Regions from separate parts of the Mus musculus genome. Here regions 1 and 2 are each linked to region 3. A link is a loop called in an ENCODE intact Hi-C map of the cell type or tissue named here. Cell type or tissue: left cerebral cortex. All regions are shown on one strand.

The links. Peaks named below come from ENCODE experiments on the same cell type or tissue, not always from the same donor. Only the 100,000 strongest peaks of a DNase experiment are listed, where the experiment ranks them.
Region 1: it touches region 3 in a loop (3.0-fold over the local background); 5 of 42 quality-filtered maps call a loop at or near these places.
Region 2: a loop joins it to region 3, with 3.0 times the contacts of the local background. A loop is called at or near these places in 9 of 42 quality-filtered maps.

What each region holds. Positions count from the first base shown.
Region 1 is chr1:131,286,359-131,294,358 of GRCm38, reverse strand. It overlaps Srgap2 (SLIT-ROBO Rho GTPase activating protein 2), which reads left to right. Exons shown (of 23, transcript NM_001081011.2): 22 at 1,514-1,838; 23 at 4,619-8,000. The coding sequence ends at 5,002. The region is part of intron 1 of Gm51644 (a long non-coding RNA gene); the gene reads right to left. Among named protein-coding and RNA genes, the nearest start is that of Ikbke, 11 kb to the right of the region's middle. In left cerebral cortex, CTCF peaks have their summits at 599 and 3,542 (motif pointing left); DNase peaks (open chromatin) are centred at 309 and 3,539; H3K27ac peaks cover 238 bases.
Region 2 is chr1:131,357,854-131,365,853 of GRCm38, reverse strand. Srgap2 (SLIT-ROBO Rho GTPase activating protein 2) reads left to right here. Exons shown (of 23, transcript NM_001081011.2): 5 at 1,790-1,852. It overlaps Gm51644 (a long non-coding RNA gene), which reads right to left. Exons shown (of 4, transcript XR_003947997.1): 3 at 7,284-7,367. Among named protein-coding and RNA genes, the nearest start is that of Ikbke, 82 kb to the right of the region's middle. In left cerebral cortex, a CTCF peak has its summit at 3,564 (motif pointing left); a DNase peak (open chromatin) is centred at 3,635.
Region 3 is chr1:131,522,898-131,530,897 of GRCm38, reverse strand. It overlaps Srgap2 (SLIT-ROBO Rho GTPase activating protein 2), which reads left to right and starts at 3,537. Exons shown (of 23, transcript NM_001081011.2): 1 at 3,537-3,665; 2 at 5,305-5,960. The coding sequence starts at 5,894. It overlaps Fam72a (family with sequence similarity 72, member A), which reads right to left and starts at 2,995. Exons shown (of 4, transcript NM_175382.4): 1 at 2,046-2,995; 2 at 167-244. The coding sequence starts at 2,197. In left cerebral cortex, CTCF peaks have their summits at 4,181 and 4,385; DNase peaks (open chromatin) are centred at 5,609, 6,477, 6,697, 6,904 and 7 more places; H3K4me3 peaks cover 5,533 bases; H3K27ac peaks cover 4,244 bases.

The sequences.
Region 1 (8,000 bases), 240 kb after region 3:
TTCCTGACACCCTAAGTTCCTTGAGGCTGAAAAAAAAAGTGCTCTCATCCTGCGTTCTAGAATGGCTTGAGTTGTTGGTGCTCAGTGCTATCCATGCCTGGTTCCTCCTTCAGGCTGAACTTGTAACCAGCATCTCTGTCTTCATGGCCCAAATAGAGCCTGGGATGACACACTGCCACAGCCTCCTAAATCTGCCCTCTCAGCAGTTCTGATTTGTGAGTCAGCCATCCTTGAATGGGAAAAGGAAATCAGCAGAGTTCTTAGGGTGTGGCATTTCACTTTAATTCCACATCCTATATTAACCATCTGCGTTGTGCCAAGCACCGATGCTAGTGATTCAGAGCTCACAGACTGGCAAGGCAAAAGACCATATGGAAGGCAACTGAAACACAGTCCCATGTAATCACTGAGGGGATATGGGAGGGGAAAACCTCTCCAGTCTGTAGTTGGAGGCACTAGTGTCTGGAAAACTTGACAGAGGAGGGCTTATTTCAGCAGAGCCCTCCTAGACTAAAAAGCATCCTTTTTCTTGTTGAAAATGGCTGCCTTCCAAGGCTAGTCCTACCTAGCCATACATGCTTAGAGTGGCTGCTGGGCACACCCTGCTGGACCCAGAAAGATAAAGCAGATCTCAGCTGTAAGCAGCATAAGAACTTACTTCAGATTTGGCCCCCAGTCTTCAGAGTCCTACCCTTACCATCCAGAGACCCCACCCAGCTCAGCTCATCTTCCTCAGTAGATACAAGATCAGAGCTACCCAGCTGCTATCTGAACTAGCAGCTAGATGGCATCTTAGATGAGGTCCTTTAAAATCTGGTTTGAAAAATGAAATTATTCAGCATCGGACAATACCCATATGACTAGGATCCTACCACACCATATCGTTTGAGAGCCTTTTGTGGTATGAAATAAATTGGCCCAGTGCTGGGTGACATAGGAGTTGCATAAATGTCCTTTCCACCCTAGGAGCAGGCACACAGTGAGCCCTCTGTCTGTGCCAAAAAGCAGTTCCTTGAAAAATCTTTTCCATGTCTATGAATACGAAACAGCCTCTTACTAGAGCCCAAATGATGACAGGCTCATTATACATAGTTGAGCAAACTGGAAACGTTAACTCCTGTTACCAGCAGTTCTCCCCTCCTTGGTGATGATGAGACTTTCTTACCTGGGGCCTTGGGCTGCTGTTCAGGCAGGCAGTGGAGTGGGTCTTTTCATGACTCTTTTCTCCCACTAGAAACTTTCTCTTAAACAGGCATTTTTTTCTGACAGCATCTTACATGTTTAGAACTCAAAGCTCACAGCCACCAAGTAAGTATGCATTTCACTCCGCCCAGGTTGGGGGTTGGAAGGGAACCGATCCAGAGAGAAAACAAGAGAAAGAAAAGCTGGAGAGTTAGTGTAATCTATTTGACTCTCTTTAAAAGTCCCAGGTGCCAGCCTCTACCCCCTGTCACAATCCTAGCTCCCTTGGAGCCAGGGCTCCCTGATCAGATGCCATTTTTGTTTGTTGAAGGCAAAGGAAGCGTCCAGAATCTGGGAGCATCAGAAAAGCATTTCGGAGTGACAGCCATGGGCTGGGCAGTTCTCTGACTGACTCCTCCTCCCTGGGGGTGGGGGCTAGCTGCCGTCCATCCTCCCAGCCCATCATGAGCCAGAATCTCCCCAAGGAAGGGCCAGATAAGTGTTCCATCAGCGGCCATGGCAGCCTCAACTCTATCAGCCGCCACTCATCCTTGAAGAACCGGATGGACAGTCCGCAGATCCGGAAGACCGCTACGGCAGGAAGGTCAAAAAGTTTCAATAACCATCGGCCCATGGACCCTGAAGTCATTGCACAGGTAACAGGGCTCTGAACAGTTACGTGATAAGCTTACACTGGTTACTTCCCCTCAGCAGCCCCGGAGAACCCACAGAACTTAAAGCAGACCAATGCTCTGTACATTCTATAGAGAGTACTGCAAGTATCATACAGTGAACCTGCCAGAACAGCTTAATGAGCAATCTGCCTAGTCCTATCTCTCCAGCAAGAACCTGGAAGTAGAATTAGTCGTACTAAGGTAAAGTCTGGGGTGATAGCTCAGTGGATAAGAATACTTGCTATGGAAGCAAGATGAACTGAATTCAAATTCACAGCACTCACATAAAAGCCTAGCATGGCCATATATGCCTGTAACCTCAGTGCTGGGGATTAGGAGCAGGCAGCCAGACCAGCCAAAAAGCAGCAAGCTTCAAATTCAGTGAGAGACTCTGTCTCAAATAAGATAAGGTAGAGAGTAATAGAGGAGGGTACCTGACATCTTCCTCTGGCCTCTGTCCATAGGACACATTGAATAGGTAGGTAAGTAGGTAGATAGTAGACAGATGATAAAAACCCAATAGTAGGCTTTAGTGAAGCTGAGACAAATATAGTCTGTCGCGTTTATATATTTCTCTACCCATCCCCATCACCCCACTTCCTGAAGCTGATCTAGGTGCTTGTGGGTAGATAATTAGTCCACATCTGATTCTATCATAAAGACCCCAAAGTATCCATGTTGCTTGAAGCTCAGGTACTAGAAGGGCCTCCAGCCCAGGGCTCCTGGTAACAGTGCAGGTGAGCTCCCGATTGCAGGACTTTCCTTCTCATCTACACTACACTGCTGACTCTGTGTTTTCCGTGAAATATTAGAAGCCCAACCCGACATCTAAACATCCAGCTACTGGGGCCACTCCAAGCAGTTCTCTCAGACGTCTCTCCCAGCTATATAATTTTCACTAGAACAGGTAGGAACTAAGGGCTTGGTTTTGTCCTTTTCCTCACCTCATCTTCTGGGGTGACAGGGAAGGGCAGTGGAGGCTCTGTATGGTCTCTGTTGGCTGCATTGCTGCTCAGCTTAAGGAGGTGTACCTGGTGAGGCCAGAGTTAAGCCCTGGGCCTGTGATGTCTTGCTTTGCTAGCCTTCTATCCTGTTTAAGCTCCTGACAGCAGTCTGCCTTGCACCATGGGAATCCTCCTTGATCTTCTTTTGGCCAGTCATTAATCAAAGTGTTAGAAACCGCAAACATACTAGCTGCATTAACAGGACGGGGCCAGGAGATAAGAATTCTTCCAGAGCATTCTAAAAGATTTGGGAAGTCTAGTGTATAGCTCAGTGATGCAAGCTCAGAATGCTTGCCTGGCATGCATAGGCTCCTGGGTTCCATCCCTAAGGTTGCAGGAAGGAAAAAAAGGGGGGCTAATTAATGCCACCGTGATTAGTGAAAATGAGTCCCTGTCATTCGTAGCAACATAGATCATGCCATAGGACCAAAAGCCCTGAGTGGGAAATCTGAGGCTGACTTGGAACTTAAAATGTTTGAAAGTATTCTTGATCCCAAAGAGGAGTCCTGTGGTGGCAATATTAAACACGAGTGTGCAGCAGGGTATGGAGGCTGGGTGCTTACACACAGTGGTTCTCTGGTTCTGCCTTGAGCCCCTGGGCTAGGACTGCTTTTTTCCTAAAAGCTGCAGTGTCCTCTGATTTGTAGATGCTAACTTACCTGTGTGGGCTTTGGCTCCCCCTTCTGGCCACTCTTTGGGTTCTCTTTCATGGTGCTGGGTAGAAGGAACCAGTTTCAAGGAGTTTGGAAATTGAAGCATTGTTCTAACCAGTCTTCAAGGACTTGGCTCTTGAACGGCCCTTAGCTCATGTGGAGGATGGAAGGAATAACCCCCTTAACCATTGGCCTTGAAGTCAAGAAAATAGAGATCATACTTGATCTCCACCACTTTGTAAAATGTGTTCACTATGTACACTTTCAAACAGACACAGACATAGAGAGAATTATATAATGAATCCCCGTGTACTCATGACCTTCCCTTTCTCCATCTAACTGTGTGTAATTTCATCCAGAAATGTCTCAGCACCTGTCACAGAAAACAAGGACTTGAGTTGAAAAGACTCAGCTACTCTTTCCTTGTTAATATTTTCTCTCCGTTGTTAAACTTAGTACATCTATGCAATGTGTTTGATCATGTCTTCCACTGCTCCCTGCCCCCAGCTCCTCCCAGAGCCTCCCACTTGGCTTCCAGCCCAATCTCCTGTTGTTGTTGTTGTTGTTGTTGTTGTTGTTGTTGTTGTTGTTAACAACCCACCCCCAGTCCAATACATACTGGGCTAAGGTTTCCCATATGTATTGGAAGTCTAATATTCCCATATATGCATAGGTCTAGGGCTACCTTCTGGGGTATGATCTAGCTACCAGGAGCCCCAATTCCCAAAACTGAGTGACTCTTCCTCAGCAACTGTCAACTGCCAGTAGCTCCTCTGATGGGGGTGGGGCCTAAGGGGCCCCACCCCAGTTTCTGCTGGCATTTTGGCTGGCTTGATATTGTACAGGTGACCCCAACGGGTATAAGTTGATGTGTACAACAGCCTTGTCATATCCAAAAGTCACCAGTTACTCTTTCTAAATTCCTGACGATGACAATCTCTGTCCCCTTTTTCCACGATCTGGACACTCATATGTCCCAGGACTTTGGCCAATGAAATAAGGCATTTTATTGCTGGTTTCATGGCTTAGCCTATTTGAGTGAAATTGGATCCTTGGGTATATCTGTCTTGGTTTGTCTTACTTTTTCCTTTTTCCTGTTTTGCAGGATATTGAAGCAACAATGAACTCTGCCCTGAATGAGCTTCAAGAGCTAGAGCGGCAGAGCAGTGCTAAGCACACACCTGATGTGGTTCTGGACACCTTGGAACCACTCAAGACCTCCCCGGTGGTAGCCCCCACATCTGAGCCCTCCAGCCCTCTGCACACCCAGCTCCTCAAGGACCCTGAGCCTGCCTTCCAGCGCAGCGCTAGTACTGCTGGGGACATTGCCTGCGCCTTCCGGCCTGTAAAGTCTGTCAAGATGGCTGCTCCAGTCAAACCACCAGCCACACGGCCCAAGCCAACTGTCTTCCCCAAAACAAACGCCACTAGCCCTGGTGTCAATTCATCTGCTTCCCCACAGGCCACTGACAAGTCTTGTACTGTCTAAGGGGTATAACATAATTATTCTAGACAAGGAGACTGGCCGTTTCTAAAATCTTCCTATTTAAGTAGCTTGGGGACTCAGTTGAAAATTAGGTTCTAAGTTGTTCTTACAGGAATTAGCCTTCCCATTACCCAGACCTCGAGAATGAAGCCCTTGTTACTGCTTTCCCCGTTCTGGTCCTTCCTCCACTCTTTGCTTCCCTCTGTTGTTGGAATCCAGCCAGCTCCAGTACATACTGTTCTTAGGTTAGCCAGTGACAGGTTGTCCATGATCGGGTTGCTGCGATATCTGCCAAGGCAAGACATAGGGACATAAGCCTACGTCTGTCCCTTCAGACCATAGAGGACACCTTGACCAGATGTTTGGCTGCAGCTCTCAGTGACATCTTGTTTTTCAGTACTGATTTAAAAAATCATATATAGCCCAGTTTTCATTTTATATAAATATATATATATATATTTGTGTGTATGTGCATGCACATGCACACCCATATACAACACAGGTTTTTCTAGCCTCTCCTGGTCATAGACCACTCTTTGTTGTGGTGGCAGTTCACACAGAAGCCACCTGGAGTCTCTGTTCTCATCACAAACTTTGTTCTGTTTGGAACAGAGAAACCTGGCCTTTGAGATCTCTGTCATAAACATTTAGCAGAATGGGACAGTCCTGTGACCTGCCGTGCGGGTGGGATTCTGTCTTCTTCCTCTTGCTGTGAGGGAGCCACCGGTTGTTTGCATTTGCTCTGCTCCATGCTGTAGAAGTGCATCCTAGTCTTATCTCGGAGCTTTGGAAGTTTTTCTGAACATAGAGACTTTTCTTCCGTTCCTGTCTTTGTCTCTGACACACCATTTTCCATGTAAGATGTTTTCCAATATAAGACAGTTCTATAGCTAGCTCCTTTTAGAGTAAAAAGTCTTAAAGTTTTATTGTGTTTATGGCAGATTTAAAAAGGGTAGGAAATGAGTCCTTCTTTCTCCCACTATTTTTGGCATCTGATACTTTTAAAATTTGCCATTCCATTAAAAAAAATTAAGTTGCTCTCTGCTAATCCAAAAATTGGGCCCAGATTAAAACTATTTCAAGTTCACCTCTTGGCTTAGTTTTGTTATAAAGCTCTCGGGATGAACAGGGGCTTGAAAATCCCTCGATAAATTCTAGAAGTGCTGCCTCTTGAAACTGTTTTTTGTTTATCCAAACAAGGGTGACTAAGGGAACTTTGACCTCCACCAACTCAAAACTGTTTTCCCAAAACCAGAATCTTAAAAAAGGGAAAAACTGAATGTGTCACATTGGGTCCTGCCTTTGACCTTTTTCTACCGTTAGATGCTCTCCCAACCTACAAGCCTGGTGCTTGAAACACTGGCTCTTTTACATCGTGCTTCCCCAGGAGCACCAGAGCTAGGAAATCACACCATGGGATCATGTGTTTCAACAGCTCCCTGCCGCTCAGGCTCATTCTCTGTTTCCTGGCTTGAATGCTATGCTTTTATTTTAACTGTATTGTTTTCTATAGTTCAAGAGAGATGGGTTTGTCATTTGGGTTGGAATCTCTGAGTGTTCTTAGCTTTGGGCTAGAAATGATCCTTTTGGACCAACTTGTGAAGCTGGCAGTTGAATCTGTAGAAAGTGGTGGATGCCTCTCTCTGAGTGAAGGGAATGGGGAGCTTGAAGGAGTCACTAACGAGAAGAGTAACTTGCAGCACCAGGAAGACTGCCCCCTGAGCTAGAGCAGAGAGAGCTTGAGTGGTGTGAGTCTGACTGCATGGGGCACCCCTTGGTCCTTTGGATGTCTGATCCTTGCTGTGCTTTTTACTGACCTGGGCTTGTACTGCTCCTGAGCCAATAGGGGCTTCCAGACCCAAGGATCCGTTTCCTTGATGACTAAGAAGCCCCACCCTTCCCTTTTTACATTCCTCCTAACCTAAGTGAGCAGAGTTTCCACCCTGCCCTACATCCTCTCTCCAGGCACTACCCTCTAAGAAGGTAAAAGCAAAGGTTCTTGAAGACCATGCTTTGGGCCTGTACTTTCCTTCTTGCCTTCTCTCTTAATCCTGTACATTATTTGTGTTTTTTCATCCCTTTGGTCCGATGTCCATCTGCTGATTTGCATAATGAACTGGACAGTGTACAAGTGGTTCCCTACTAACCCCAGCTCTGGGAGCCTAGCTGTCTTCCTTATCTCTGGTGCTTCTGACGCCTGTGAGACGGTCCTGTTAGAAGGAGTAGGAACCAGAAGGAGGAGAGTCCTCCGCAGCAGAGCTCACTTCAACTGGAATTGAGGTTGCACACTGTGATTTCACAACCAAAAGCCAAAAGGAGCCGGCCACCCCAGGCCTTAGGCAACCAGCCTTCCTCAAATAGGCTTGCCTGAAACCAGCATGATGTTTCCAAGAGCCCTGCTCTGCCCCTCGTGGCATGGATCCTTTCCCTGGTGTGGACTTAAGTCTCTGGGGAAGAAAAGTGGGTGGGGCTACCAGCATCCCAGTTTGGAAAGTAGAGGAGTTTGCCACCAGCAGCTTAGAAACTGGAAATGCTGGTCTCTGCCAGCCTCCTCAGGCCACCCTCATTTATCCCCAAGGAGATGAGAAATCCTTCCAGTACCAGGATGAACAGACCACTGGAAGGGCTGGTGTGCATGGACTTCAGTTCAGAAGAGAACTTAGATCTTCCAGGGAACTGCAGTGTTGTGGCGTCTGATTTGTATGTCACATTTGTGTAAAATGGTATGTTCTTTAAAATGGTGTTGATAACTGGAATATTGTATGTATGCTTGAAGATGCTTTGTGCGAACCTAAGACTCACTCAGCCAATGCTGGATTGGGAAAAATCCAAAGCACAACTTCAAAATAAAATACATTTTTAGGTTTTGCCGCTGTACGTCACCTCCCTTCCCCTCTCCCTGAAAGCAGTGAAGTAACAAAGTCTGAGCCTTGCAACAGTAGGAACTAGGTGACTTTGAGTGCCACCTCCTTTCCCCTCTACAGCATTACTCCCATTTAGC
Region 2 (8,000 bases), 170 kb after region 3:
AAAACAAGTAAGTATTCAAGATAGAAGTCACACCTATGTTATATCCTTATATCCTGGGTAAGTATTCATGATAGAAGTCACACCTATGTTATTCCCATAATGAATACACTAATAGAAAAAAATTAGCCAAAGAACTTAATTATAAAGTGGCAAAATAGTTTTTAAAATGCTCAGGCTCAGGCTGGCAAGATAAGTCACTTACTAACAATCCCGACACCCTGACTTTGATGCCCAGAAACTTTATGTTGGAAAACTCAGGCAAGTTTTCTCTGCCCTCAGTGTGCCCTGTGGGTGGTATACATGTTCTCTCCTCTCTCTCTCTCTCTCTCTCTCTCTCTCTCTCTCTCTCTCTCCCTCCCTCCCTCCCTCCCTCCCTCCCTCCCTCCCTCCCTCTCTGTCTCTGTCTTTCTTTCACACACACACACACAGAGAGAGAGAGAGAGAGAGAGAGAGAGAGAGAAGAGGGTATGAATGAAAGGACTCTTCCCTTGCTTCAGAAATGAGCTGTGGTATGTTAGGGGCTGGAGATGCAGCTCAGTGGTAGAGTGCTTGCCTGGTACCCACCAGATCCCAAGTTTAATTCCTAGTATGGAAAAGTAAAAAGAGTGTGCTCAGCTGTTGTAGGTATCTGAATTTTTGGTTCTGAAAACAATAACCAATTGTTTTTATTCTCTGCATTTTTGGCTATTAACATTTGGTATAGAAAATACATTTCTTTCCTACTTCCTCATTCTTCTAGTTGTACTATTTTTTTATAAGTCTTTTTTAAAGATTATTTACTATATGTTAAGTACACTGCAGCTGTCTTCAGACACTTTTTTTTCTTCTCACTCTGGCCCCATTGCCTTGCTGTAGCTCTCTTCAGATATCCCAGAAGAGGGTATCAGATCTCATTACGGATGGTTGTAAGCCATCATGTGGTTGCTGGGATTTGAACTCACAACCTTCAGAAGAGCAGTCGGGGCTCTTAACCGCTGAGCCATCTCTCCAGCCCTATTTCTACTATTTCATGGTCAGATGCAACCTAGGGTAGGCAGCAATAAAGGATCAGATAGCTACTGCTGCTCAGAATTAGTCTTTTGGAAACTCCTTAATATTATCAGAATCAGGTAGCAGTAACTGCTGTTGCAAGACATTTTTATTGAAGAGCCACTGCCTTAGATAGCTGGGGAAGAAGTGAAACAAGTGAGAATTGGGGGACCTGAAGGTCTTAACATCTGCGCCAGAAAAAGCAAATGCACTCAGTTTTAGGTGCTTTCCCTTCTGTGGAGAAGGAATGCGCAGCCCAAGCCTGCGGACACTAGCCTGCTGAGGTCAGTGTGCTGTCAGTACAGTACCTTCCTGCTTGGAGTTTTCTGCTGAGTTTAGGGTCTCTGAAGTCCTTGAATGTTTATATTCTTTTACTGTCTAATCATGTTGGACACCTTATTTTCCTTAGGAATCCAATGGAGTTTTGCCTCCAAATATCTGAGAAAGCATGGTCTATCTAACCACAGTTTCTGGGTAGGATGTTGCTCTCAAGCCTGCTTTTGAGAGCAATTTGAAAAATCAAGGGCTGTAACCTATTTTCCCTCTACATGATTGTCTCTACTGGACTATAGAAAAGGCCCATTTCATTTCATTAAAACTCTGAGTAAACTGACATAATTGGTTATCTGATTTGCTAGGTTAAATACTGGGCTATAATTGAATTTGTGTCATTTGTAGAGCCTATGCTGCTCTTGTCTTTGCTGCCACCTCCTATCTCCTTCTGGTTTTCAATTAACCTTCCTTCCTCTTTTCTTTACAGAGTAAAGAAGTTGGCCAGCAACTCCAAGATGATTTGATGAAAGTCCTGAACGAGCTTTACTCGGTAAATCAGATGGGCTGCCTGGCTCTTTTATCATAGAGAGAAGCAGCATTTGGCTGTTTGCAGCCATACTCACGTCAGCAACAGAACTCAACTGAGGCTGAGGACAGTGCCTATTCCCCATTGGGGGTGACCCACCCACTTTTTTTCCACGCTAATTTTTTTTTTCAAAACCAAATAAGCTAAAAAATATTTTTCCAGTTGTGCAATTTTATTCTGGCTTCATCTGGGGCACCATTGAAAGAGACCAGCCAAGGTCTAGGTTACCAGAACAGCTGGGGTACAATTACCAGCAAGCCAGGGACCCCAAACTTGATGACAAGGAATGTAGCCTACATCACACTTCTGCATATTGGAAAGCGTTTAGGTCTTAAACTATGCATCAGAACTTAGATTAATTGTGGTTTGAGATTAGAGCAGATGCTGTAAATGGAAGCACAGATTCCTAAAGTCTTCAATGTGCAGCATCATTTCAGGCGAAGAGAACATGGCAAACACAACAGAGAGGTAAGCTTCGGCCTTGGAGAAAAGAAGGCAGTCTGCTTTGAACTCTTCAGACTGTGGTTTGTAGCAGTGTGCCTCAGGAGCCCTGGTGTTTGTTTTCTCTCAGCCATGTTTTGTTAATTACATTGAGAACACACACCAAGGAAGTTCCTTCTGCCAAAGGAGGAATACTTCAGTTGTAAACTTGTAGCTTTTCCAACCCTTTCCAAAGTTTGGATGTGCCAGCACTATGTGTCATTTTCTAGGGTGCCCTAACCTATTTGAAGGTGAAAATGATCTTCTGTATTTACTTCTTCCTCCCTCCCTCTACTCCTCCTTCCCTCTCTTCCTCCCTCCTTCCCTCCCTACCTCCCTCCCTCCCTGCCTTCCTCTTATCTCTCCATGCTTTACCCCCTTCCTTCACAGGATGGGAGGATAGTGGTGATGTGCTCCACAAGCGTCTGAGATCAGAATTCCAAATTCTTGATCCAGAAGTTTAGGTGTGGCCAGTATGTCATGGTAACTGTTGGTAAATAGACTTGAGTGGTCATCTAATTTGTCTCCAGTGATGCTCCAGTTGTTTTGAATTTCTACTCACTGACTCTTAATCTCTGAAGCCAAGTAATAGGTGGTACTCTTTGTCCCCTAAGTTTTTATTTCTCTCAAATGAAGTTAAGACTTTTTAAAAATAGAAGCATGGTATTGTGAACCATTTTCAGAGTGGATGAGTTTCCTGAACCTTATCTTTTCATTGCTTAACTTCTCTTTATTTTTAGACCATCTTCTAGGTACCAAGAAGAGCTGAGTCTTGCCTCTGTAGATCTCTCTAACATAACAATGGCACATGCTATTCTAGGACTCCTGTTTTCCCAGTAAATAAGCATCTTGAGTCTTTGCTATTTGCTGTTTACCAGAAGTCGAGCAACATCCTCAAACCAACTCAGACCCAGCATACTGCTTTTGCAGTGAGGTAGCAGAGGAAGAAGAGTCTAAAGAACTGTTAGCTTTGCCTTACTTCATAAGTGTTGATTTAGAAAGCAAATGGCAATATGTAAGCTGTGGTGGAATGAGGATGAAAACCATGGAGCTTGCTGCTTTTTCTGATGAAAGACAAGATGGAAGATTCTCCCCACCCACCCCAGCCCTGTGCCTACCATCCCCTATGTATTATTTTTAGTATTTATTTTGAGTGTGCATAAGGGATCATTCTTAGAAGTTTGTTCTCTCCTGCCACCTTGTGGGATCTGGGGATCAAACTCAGGTCATTAGGCCTCTCTACTCAGCCATCTCCCAGCCCTGAGACCTCTATGCTTAGTCTTCAGACCAGTATTGGCGATGGCTTCTGTGGCCACCATGAGCCCATAGTTAATAGAGAGCATAAAGCCTAGCATCCACATGCAGAATCAGTGCGTGTGCTGCTCCCTGCTTTGAGGTGAATTATTATACTTAAGATTCATCAAGTCCCAAATAAGGCTTAGCTATTTACATCTAAATGGAAAAAGAAAAACAGAAGACACCAGGAACTTCCAGAGAGGACAGAACAGACTCTGGTACACTGAGCCTTATACATGGTGGCCTCCCCCATTCCTACAAAGTAGAATGTGTGTCAGTGTCTGCTGATGTTTTTAGTTGTCGTGACTGGAGGATCCTACAATGTACAGAACAATTTGCCGCAATAGTTATCAAGCTCCAAAAGCACGGGTGTGCTGAGCCTAGACTGCTAAATTAGACACCTGAGAATCTGTCCTGCTCTGACTACTAGATGCATGCACTTGGAAGTCATGCACTGCAAGTCAGCATGATGATAAAAGTTGGTGGGAAGTTTGTTGTTTTCCACCCAGCAATTCCCCAGAAGCAGCAGCAAGTGACATGCTCTGATACCTGTATGCCATATGGCTGACAATGATTGAGGAATTCATATTTTCAAAATATGAGACTATATAAATTTGAAGGACCAAATAAATTTGAAGATTCTGTATAGATTATTAGGAAAGTTACAGACTAGAATTAAAAGTTGTTGTTTATGTAGGGTGAGAATATCTTAGGACTGGTCTGAGATTTGGGTGACTATATATCCTTTTTGCTGATTAGCCTAGTGCTCATGAAGAGAGAGAGAGCCACATTTTATTCAATACTTGAGAAGCAGAGGCAGGTTGAGTTCAAAGTCAGTCTGTTCTACATCGTGAGTTCCAGGCCAGCCAGTGTGACACAGTGAAACCTTCTCTTAAACATCGTGAGTTCCAGGCCAGCCAGTGTGACACAGTGAAACCTTCTCTTAAACATCGTGAGTTCCAGGCCAGCCAGGGTGACACAGTGAAACCTTCTCTTAAACATCGTGAGTTCCAGACCAGCCAGGGTGACACAGTGAAACCTTCTCTTAAACATCGTGAGTTCCAGGCCAGCCAGGGTGACACAGTGAAACCTTCTCTTAAACAGTTTCCTAGGACATATTTTTAGTGCTGAATTGGTAGTCTTGAGGAGAGCAGGATGTTAGTCACCCTACATGAGATAGTGGCTTCCTCAAGCAGGAACTTGATACTACCATGTGCTGCTAGCTTTGGAAAGCTATTTGCCATATATATACTCTTTGGGCATTAGGAAGAAATACGGAGAGTTTCTTCTAAAGAGCATTTCCCTATTTGCTCTATTTAAGAAAACAGGAAAGAACTGCTTTCACTGATCCTGTCAGCAGTAGAAATCATATGTGGCCAGGCATTGGTGGTGCACACCTTTAATCTCAGCAATTGAGAGGCAGAGCCAGGCAGATTTCTGAGTTTGAGGCCAGCCTGGTCTACAGAGTGATTTCCAGGACAGCCAGGGCTACACAGAGAAACCCTGTCTCAAGGGGGAGGGGGGGAAAGAAAGAAAGAAAGAAAGAAAGAAAGAAAGAAAGAAAGAAAGAAAGAAAGAAAGAAAGGAAGGAAGGAAGGAAGGAAGGAAGGAAGGAAGGAAGGAAGGAAGGAGAGAAGAGAAGAGAAGAAAAGAAAGAAAGAAATCATGTGTGATTTGTGGGTCATTGAAAGAAGAGATGAAGACCACTGTATTTTTCAGTGGTCTTCTTGCAGTTGCCCCTAACACCCATGAATACTTCTTTTGAGGGAACCAATTACTCAAGGGTTGATCATCTAAGTACTTTTAAACTTTGATGAGCCAAGAGGCAGAGCCCAGGTAGCTCTAAATAAAGATGCCTTTGAACAAGAGATCCAGAACCCCATGATAAGTAGCCAGCTATTCCTCTGCACCTTCTTCTTCTGCCTGAAGGGGCTTTGATTTCCCTGAGTTAGCATTATGTGCCAGGGGGAGTTTCCCACAGCTGTTCTCCCAGAGAGCAATCCCAGAGATTCTTGCACATATGTATGCTGGTCCATTATCCCCCTCTCCATCACAATGAGCTGGCTAGCTTGTAAGCCATAGTAAAGTGGTTTTCATTTTCTTTCTCATGTTGTAGGAATGCCTTTGAAGTCAGAGTGCAGTACTTCCTAAAGAACTCTTGGATTGATTGTCTGCCTCAATTGTACAGAGAGGCAGTGTCTGGAAAACCCAGGAAGCCCCTACAGGAAAGAGTATATATGGAGACAGGGAAGCCACATGGATTGGCCATGAAGAGTCAAAGAAACAGTAACATGAGAGAGGGCGGGGAGAGAGATAGTGAGACACTCTGGGGCTATCTTTACTCCAGAGGTTTTATGCTTCTGTATTATCTCTGAAGATGTCTTCTTGACTTGGTGCAGCAGCTGGTTGCAGGGCTGTTTCAAATTGAAATTCAGCACCTGTTCCCTTGAATCAGTGTCAGCTAATAGTCCCCTGATACTGTTTGTCTATTTGACCCTGGCATTAGGCACTAGCCATATAAAGACAAATAAGAGTTAGTGCTAAACTCAGGACATTTGGTTTTAATATGGAGTGGGGGTGCAGCAAAATGAGGCAGCAGATGAAAATAAGGTGCAAACTCTTTTACAAGTCTGTGGTAGAAGGGCATGTTCTTGAAGAGGTACAAGAATGGAATCTTAATTGCCAGTTGCCAGGAAGTCTTGGGTTTTTCACCTATCTTCTCCCCAACTCCCTTCATTGAGTTCTTACTCAAAGATATTGCTATATCTTTCCCATTCTCCATCTCTCTTGGGCTCTTACTGATAAACTGTTTTCAGTCTTTTTTTTTTTTCCTATATATACTGTTTCCACTGAGTTACCTATTTGGGTCTTACAAATTTTAGAAAACATTGGAAACCTCCTCAAATGTCTGAAAATCATTCTATGTAAATATACATACATATATACATACATACATACATACATACATACATACATACATACATGTGGTTTTGAGGCAGGGTTTCTCTGTATAACCCTGGCTATCCTAGATTCTCTCTATAGAACAGGCTGGCTTCAAACTCAGAGATCCACCTGCCTCTGTCTCCTGAGTTCTGGGATTAAAGGTGTCCACCACCACCCCTGACTGCTTACTCATATTTTGGAAGTGAAGCATATACAACATTTCCTAACTATGAAAATTTTAATTTCTTTTCATGAGAGGCTTCCTTGTATTCTTTAAGGGCAAGTTGCTGTTTTACTACATTTGAGTGCTTTGATCTCCCATGTTTATTTGCCATGTTTCCTCTTTAGCCTGTACTTCATAAAATAAAAATTCACTGTTTTATAATGCTTTACTCTAATGCTTGAATTCCTTTGTCTCATTCAAGTGAAAAAAGAGAAAAAGATCCCCTTGTCTGCCCTTCTTCAGGCAGCAGGGCAGGTGCCTTTCTAACTTCTTAACCTGGACAAGTAATGATCTGGTCAGGTGTCCTAGAAAAGCTTTGTTAATACCATTGATTGTTGGTATACAGGGTACGTGGAAGGTGAAGCTTCCAGGAAATGATGCCAGGTTCACTGTGAGGTGAATATTTAAATTTTTCTCAATCTAAAATGTGACATAATTGAGGCTGTACTGTACCTCTGTATTCCTCTTCCAACTCCAGGTGAACCTCCACGTACCCACAAGGTACCAGGTTTTCCCAGCCTGAGCACCACTGAAATTCTAAAACAGACATGTTTTTGTTATGGACTCTCCATGTCTCTCTGTCTCTACCTACTAGCAACTTCTAAGTTCTAGACATTGCCAATTGTTATCTGGAGTCTAAAACAGCCCCTAAATGAGATGCTGCTCTCATTTGATCAGTTTCATTTCTAAATGAGATCAGCGTCTTTCTTAGGATTTCCTTGCCTGTCCTTTATCTTTCCTCCCAGGTAGTCCAGCTTCAGTCCTATTTAGAGGATAGTCACGGTCCATTAGTGGATAAGATGTAGACTTTGGAGTTAGATAGATCTAAGTTTGAATTCTGACTCTGCCATCTACTAGTTGTAAGACTTTCAGTGCCGAGGTAATGTTGTTGAGCCCTACTTCCTTATCTTTAGAAGTAGAAACGCTCGCATGTCTTTCATGGAGTTGTTCTGCAGATTGAGTCTGCATATATAGAACTGACACACAGTGCACTGAATGAATGCTAGAGATTGTTCGTCATATTGAGTCAGTACTTTTCTCTGTTGTCAGCCACTCACAACTCCTAGGCTTTCTGCTCCTCCTCTTCAAAGAAACCTCATGACATCAAAATTTCAGCACTTGTGAATTTCCAATTGCTTGATTTGTTATGAAGTATTTTAATCCCACATA
Region 3 (8,000 bases):
ATGCACATAAGTAGATAAAAAATAGCTCTATAAAACACATGCTCTTTTAATGGCTCAACGCCTAAGTTATATCAATGCTGATGCAGCCTACAGAATCTTTCTGTGGGTTTTTATGTCAATATCTACCTTCCAAACTCAGGCTATTGACAACAGTGCCACAAATTACCATTTCAAACATGCGATGTCCTTCAGTTTACATTTGCAGATTCCTGTGAAATAGCATCTTCCAATGAAATCCACTGTGCTGGAGGATAAAAAAGTTTACAGACAGTCAAATATACCAAGACTTTTAATTCTAAAATGAGATAAAAATTTGTCATATGTCCTCTCTAAAAACTGTGTGTGTGTGTGTCAGTAGGGATAGAACTCAGGACCTTATAAATGCTAGGCAATCATGCTATCATTGAGCTATATTCCAAGAATTCCACCTTTCTTTTAAATATGTACAGTTTAAAAGTATTAAATATCATCACACTGTTGTGGGATGACTCTCCAGACCATTTTCATATTGCAAAACTGAAACTCTATACTTACTGTATAACAACCTCCAATTTCCCCTCTCCCCACTTCCTAGCTATCACTATTGTTCTTCAGATACTTCAAATAAGCAGAGTCATACCATATTTGTTGTTTAGTTACTGGTTTGTCCCATTTAGCATAATGTACTCAAGGTTCACCCCATTACAGCGTGTGACAAGATCTCTTTCCTTTAAGGCAACCTTCTGGGCACCCACTTATGGGACGAGTCAGTGGGGACTTAGATGACTTCTATCTTTTAAATTGTGGGTGCTGCTGCTATAAATACAAGATGCTCATCTGAATTCTTTGGATGGATACCTATAAGTGGAATTAATATGGATCATATGGTAATTCTGATTGAATGAAGAACCACCAAATCGTTTCTCTATAGCAGCTTTACCATCTCAAAGTCCTGCAGCCAGGGCCCTGATTTTTCCACAGTACCCCAATGACACTTTTAGTTGTGATTTGGCGCAAATTTCATAAATTCAGAGCTGAATTAGACTCTCAACTATAATCATAGTTAATTTTGTAAGAGTTGGGTAATATTTGTGCTTACTATAGACATTTGGCAGATTTATTCCTCTTGCAGAGAACTGCAGGTCACTTCCCAGCACCCATATCATGAAGCCCACAACTGTCCAAACCAGAGGACCTTCCATCTCTAGCCTGGAGAGTACCTTCCATATCCACCCCTCCTCAAACATACACACAAGTACACAGAGTGACAAAATAATAAGATAAATCTTAAAAATCAATGCATTCACTGATCCACACCCATCTTGGCACATGAATCCACTGTGATTATAATTCCAATAGAGAAAAACAAGCAATACAGAAAACCTGATTCTATGCTAGACTCCAACATGTAACAACCCAACCTGAGACTTCCTTATGACCACAGTTTTATGTTGAAGAGATAGAATATTTCAGATTTTTACGTGAGCATATCTAACTAAAACAACATTGGGATCATAGAACCTTTGGGACATTTGGTTTTACGGTTTTATTATCTACTGCTATTTCGTTATACAAGTGCACCTACACAAACAAAATAACACCTCATTTACCTTGGTAATAAATGATGACTACCTAAGCAAATTCACAAAATATTTCAAAGGGGTGCAGAGGCTCTATGTATAGTTTTACTTCCTTATGTTTTAAAATGCTCAAGTTTGCTATCTTTATTAACCATGAATTTCACTTTAAATGAATCATTACACACTTCTTTCCAAGTGGCTGTTAAAGACTTGCTTCAGTGAGGAAGGGTGTTTGGACATGGCATTGAGCCTTAAGAGTCAACATAAGGGATGCACAGACACATGACTCTAAGGGCCTGGAAGAGTGACCTCAGTACTGACCACGCTGGGCAAACCACAGGCTTTGTCCAGACAGTCTGCCCACTTAGATAAACTCCAAGGGAATCATCAGACTGGTGGGAGTGGCTAGAACACCAAATGATAACCTTGACTCCCAGGGACCCATGCCATCCACTGTCCAGCTAAAGGGCCACCCGTCAGACTTACTTGGTAGGAGGGATGTCTGTAGAGAAAAGGTCTATGTCAGTATCAGCCAGCAAAACAGCCTTCATTCCCCTAGAGCTGAGAACTTGTTTACAGAATTTGCAACACAGGATGGATACGCATCGGTCTTTGAAAGTACAGTTGTTGGTAGACATAGCGTCCCACGTTGAAAGAGGTGCAGAATTTTGAAAGGGGAAACTTTGATTTCCTCAGGCTAACAATCAAGACGGAAGGCCTCTCGTTCTCTACGCTCTAAAACTGGGAAGAGAGTCCTATTTTCCTGGTGGAAAGGGAAACTTAGTATTTATTGAGTAGGAAGAGCAAATTTTACTTCCTTTTGACTTGGGGAGGGAAGGGAAATGGAGTTCAAGGTGGGGAGAGACAAGTGGAGTTGAAGGGAAACTTCCGCAACAGGTTTAACTTTCTCTGGTCTTCAAGAATCTTCTACTCTTCAGCTCCGACCCCGGCTCCGGAATTGGGCGATTTCCCAGTTCCCAGCGGGCTTCTTCCCTTTAAAGCCTCGCCTCTCTGACCACTCCCAGCGCGAGCTCCGCCCGCAGAGCGCTCCAATTCTTGCTCAGCTCCACGCGGCTTCTTCGTAGGATTCAACGCCCCTCAGCCCTTTCCACGCGGGCTCTGGCCCCGTCCCGCTCCCTCTTCTCGGAGCTCGCCCGTGGGCTTTCTCCCTTGCACCACGGCTCTCGGCGTCCTCTCCCGGCCGAGCTCTCGCACTTGCGGCCCGTAACCCGTAAGGTCTCTTCCACAGCGGTCGCTCCGAAGTGAGCAGCGGTGTAGCGAGGTGGAGGGGAGAAGCCTCGGAATAGGCTCAGTTCGCGCTGCAGTCAGTCAGCGAACACGCCGGGTTTTGCTCTTTCTTCCGCTTTCTCTGCTTTTTCTAACCCGCTGTCAGTTTGAATTGCCTGCGCCGAGCAGGGATTGGGAGGACTAGAATTTGCCCCAGACCCACATTGGAAGGCCAAGGGCCTTCTCCTGACGTGAGCTCAGAGGCCACGCCCCAGTAACGGTGCCGATATCAGATCGGCTCTCTGATTGGTTAATATTAGCTCAGCCCCTAAGATCATTGGCCAGCATCTGCTCGGCTTAAACCCTCCCCCCTGTGAACTTGGAAGACACACCCCGAGTTTCTTATTGGTGGATACACTAAGGTCCAGGCCGTTCTCTACTATTTATTGGCTGAACTTCCCTCCTCCCTTTCCCGGTCCGATTGGTCCCGTCTTCTCTTGAGAGTTTGTGTTTGGCTGTCGCTTCCATTTTATCCCGCCCATCAGCTTTACTTTAGGCTTCCACAGGCCGGGGAGGAGCTCACTCTAGGACTGCGCCTAGGCAGCTAGTGTTCGCCACACCTCTAAGTTTCGTCAGCCCCGCCTCTACTCCTGGCGTCTATGGATCAGTTGTTCCTATTGGCTATAGTCCCCGTCAGTCGCTATTAGGCGGGCGGTGATTGGCAAAGGGGTGGGTTCAGCTTCCCGGCGGGGTCTTGCGGAGTTGGCGGAGTCTCCTTAGGGAACTGGGGGGCCGAACTGCGTAGAAGAGGGTGGCGGGGAGGAGAACGCTAAGTGGGAAGCGGAACCTTGGGCCTGGGACCGGTCGCGGCAGAGCCAGGTAAAGGCTCCTTCTCCCCTTCCCTCCCCGTACGCCCGGCTGCTGCTGCTCTGACTGAACAAACCGGGACTGGGCGGGTGGACGCGTTGCGGATGCTGCTGCTTTCGGCGCCGCCTTAGCCGTGTCGCCGCCCGCGGTCCTCATACCGCCCTCCCCGGCCCTCCAAATCCCCCAGTGCAGCCCATAATACTTCTCGGGACTGTTCATCTCTCCGCCCATCCCTGCACTGCCGAGGACGGTCCTCACGCGGCGACACCGCCCTCCCGCAGCCCCTTTGCACACGGTTGGCCGGGTCCACCTAGGGGCCTCGCCGTAACGGTCCGCTGGTCTCGTCCCTGGTCTCCTAGCCTTGGCTGCCAGCCCAGGACCCGGAAAGATGGGGTGTTCCTCACGGCTTGCAGGGTGCTTTCTCCGTCCAGCCCTCCAGTCTGTCTCCCAGGGCTTCTCCACCCACTCTGATACCCAAACCTCATGCGGGTCCCGAAAGTTGCCAACATCCTACACTTCACGTTGCAGCGGTCCACCGCGGTTTCCCTCACTGCCTCGCCCCCAAAGCCGTCCTCTCGGCGCCCTCTCTGGTCGTCCAAGCTTGGGCGGCTCGAGCTGGCCCGGGCTCTCTCCTGCCTCAGGACCCCACCTCACGCCCGCCTCCTGCTTCCTGTCCTCCCGCACCGCGCGGCCTCTGCTCGCTCTTCCTGCGCGCGGCCCTTCCTCCAGCCGCCGGGAGTAGGCGACACTGCCTGGAGCCGCTTGTGCGCCGGCGGGGACAGGGCGGCCTAGGAGGCAGGGGCCCGCCGCAGCATTGGAGCTCTTCCCTCAGCCTCCTTGCCGCCGCCTCTCGCGCCTCCCGGAGCGACTCTCACTGATGCCTCCCACCCGACTGGGATTGGGTGCGGTATTTGTGATCCCTAGGCTTGGGGGACAAAAAAAATACTGGGGGGGGGGTGCCATTTAGAGTCACTCTCATACCTGGCTTGGGGAAGGCTACCGCCGCCTGCCGCCTCCCATCTCCGGGTTTTCCCGGTTTAGACCCTCGCCTCTAGCTCGTTTCCTGCTTCTGCCGACCACATTGTTTTCCTGGATGTCCCGTGCGGAGCGGGCCCTTCCTGCAGCGTCCCCCCTCCACCCCCCTCACCCCCCTCCCCGGTTTTGCTGCCAGGAGAAGCTAGTTACCAAAAACAAAACAACTGGGAGGAGGGGTGGCAGGGGAAGAAAAGTTGTGCCCATCTGGTTGTCCCCTCTGGTATGGATCCTGTAGATGTCTGGGAGGTGCCCCAGCCGGAGGTCAGGGGCCGCGTCGCGGGCTAGGCGGGAGGACCCCTCTTGGGCTAGCAGGGTTGGGAAAGCGCCGAGGTGCCGCAGTCCCCACCCGCAGCTCAGCTTTCCCGCCGCAGTCTCCGCCCGGAGCACGCGCTGCCGGCTGCTCCAAAGTGTTCTCTTTCTGCCTTAAAACCTGGAGGGAACATTTTTCCTCCCTACATTGATCGCCACGCCGGGTCTTCGGGCGGAGCGGGCGTTGTTAGGCCAAGATGAATGGGCCAAAGCTGGACTTGGAGTGTCATCCCCGACCCCACCCCTGTTGCGATTAGGATCTTCCCTCCGACTGATCGCCCCCTCCCCCCTTTTCTTGCATTTACAGGCTAGTGAACCGGAGCAAAGACTTCCGACCCACTCTGCGCTGCAGCGGCACCCTTTTGGGATTTGATTTGCAGAATCTTTGAGCTGGTAACACACACACACACACACACACACACACACACACACACAATCCCGCGAAGAACGCCTAGCCCTCCTCTGGCACCCCAAGACAAACCCACTCCCTCCTAGGGACACAGCTGGGCGCGTCCACACCCCCGCATCCCCTACACCATGTTGTGCGGAAGGACTTCCACTCCCAGCCTGTGTCGTTGATGTCAGACCCCAGGCCAGCCTCCGGGCGCTGCAGTTCTCCTGGTTAATGCTGCGGTTGTGGTTAGGGCTTTAGTACTTAAGCCAGCCGCCGCCGCCCCCCACTTCCCCACCCCCGGCCTCAGCGCCCACAGTCTGCATGTGTGTGCAGTAGCCGGCTGCCCATCCCGCCGCTCGTGTTCTCCTGGAGCTCTGGATACCACCGCGGGGCATTTCTCTGCCTGTGGGAGAAGTGGCCTTGGAGGCATTGATATCAGTGGTTGGATTTTTCCCGTGGATCTATCAATTCACAATTCGGATTTGGAAGAAAGAAGGAAAACATGACGTCTCCAGCCAAATTCAAAAAGGATAAGGAGATCATCGCAGAGTACGATACTCAGGTCAAAGGTAAGGATTTTGAAAATTAGCATAAAGCATATGTTCTGCGGACTGGTGAAGCATGCGTTTCCACCCCAATTTTCAGGGCGTTTGTTTCTTGGGTGGAGCAGGTGGTAAGTTGACCCCAGAGGTGGTTTCATAGGTGGATCAGCAGTGTCAGGGGCCATAGGCACTAGAAGAGGGCTTTAGGAATATCTTTGTGGGGCTGACCATTAATTTGGCAGTTTTTTCCCAAAGGCTGGGCAGGGTGGGGGAGGGGCAGGAGGTTCTCCGGGGAGAGAGAGAGAAAAAAAGCTGCTATTTGCCTTTGGGTGTCTTGAGTCAAGCTTCCTTGAAGGACAGCTGAAATCTGACAGGTGTTTGGACATTTATTTCAAAGGTTGTAGAGAAGCCCAGGTGGAAAGGCAACCTTGGGAAGGGGAAACCATTTGGAGAGACCTGGGAGAGGTGGGGTTTTTCTGGTACTGTATTAAAGCTTGAGATTTGCCAAGACACTGAATTCAGGAAGTCCCTAGCCATATTGGGTGTACCTAGTACTTGTCTGGCCCGTGGTCACCCTGCATACAATCAAAGATCACAGACCAGAAAGAATAAGGCCATCCAAACTGGTTTCCACCCCTCACTTAAACCTTAACAGAGTTAGGCTGTTAGGTTCTCAGAGTGGTGCTGAAACTGGAAAATAGGAAGACATAATTGTTTAACCCTTCTGCGTTGTTGCCCTCTGCTCCAGAATACATGCTTTTTAAAGGTCCATTTCCTTTCAGCAAAAACGTGAAGGGATAAGGCAGAATGTGGACCTGGAGAAATCAAGTGTTGTCTCCTCATCTAGTCCACTGCTTAAATTGGCTTCTCAAATCGAAACCTATACCCACATGGCTTTCCCTTCTCGGGCATTTCCCTTAGGAGGTGTCATGCCAGTGAAGGAGCCCTAGTCTGTGTTTGTGCAAGGCACTGCCCCTTTCTGACCAGTCACTGGGAAGAGCCATGTGGCTACAGTTCATTGAGACCTTAGCTGGGAAGTGGGAGAGGTGGGTGGCCTTGAATGTTAAACCACATGGTTGGAACTCTGGGTTTTTCCTTTGTTTCAGAGTAGAGAGGGAGGGGCCCCTACTCCATTCCCTGCACCAATGCAAGGAGACCTTTTTCTATCTTAGAGGACTTGGTAAAGACCATGTCTCCCCTCTGATGATTGCCTTGGATGTGGGTTAGAGGGAGAGTGTGAAATGGGTAGTCCCTTTTATCTCTTAGAAGGTTGAAAGGCAGTTTGAAGTCATCATTGTGTCTTCAGGATTTTTTTTTAGAATATATATTATCAGTTTGGTCAATGCAGGAGATGCCCTAAGGGACCTTCAATCCATTTGACTGCAAATATTGGTCAGATTTATTACAAGAATGGGGTAGTTGAATGCTGAGAGCTCCAGTTGGATTGGAATTGAGAGAGGTGTGGTTGTGAGTTATAACTGAGGTCCTGGCCTCTTGTCATTATTCATAATCCCAGCCTGTTTTTGTAAACAATGGCCACTGGCCTCTATGTCCTGTCCAGATGCAGCACATTCTGCTCTTGTAATGCACTCCCTGTGGTTTTAGCCAGATATATCATTGAAAAAATACATCCTATTCTTAACTGTTGCCATAGGGAGTGTTAATAACTTTGTCTTTCCCAGGTGGTTCTCCATAAGCACACATTTGACTAAGATGAAAAGTGATTTTTTTATATGTTGGTGATTTTTTTTTTTAAGGTTCAGGGCTAACAGGTATCAGAATTTGCTGATTTTTTAAAAATTGGTAATAGGCTTCTTATGAGTGTCTCAAAAATTAAGTACTTTGCGTATTTACAAATATTGCTCATTGAGATGATGTAATGCACTTAGCTATTTGGAGTTTCTCTTCAACCCTGCCACAGACTAGAGACCGTTTTGTGTGTGTGTGTGTGTGTGTGTGAGTGTGTGTGTGTGAATATTTTTCCATTGACTATTCAGGAATGTAGAATTTGGTAGGTGGCTGACCCTGAGTTCTCGCTGGAGGAGGTACCCATGAATGCTTTTGGAA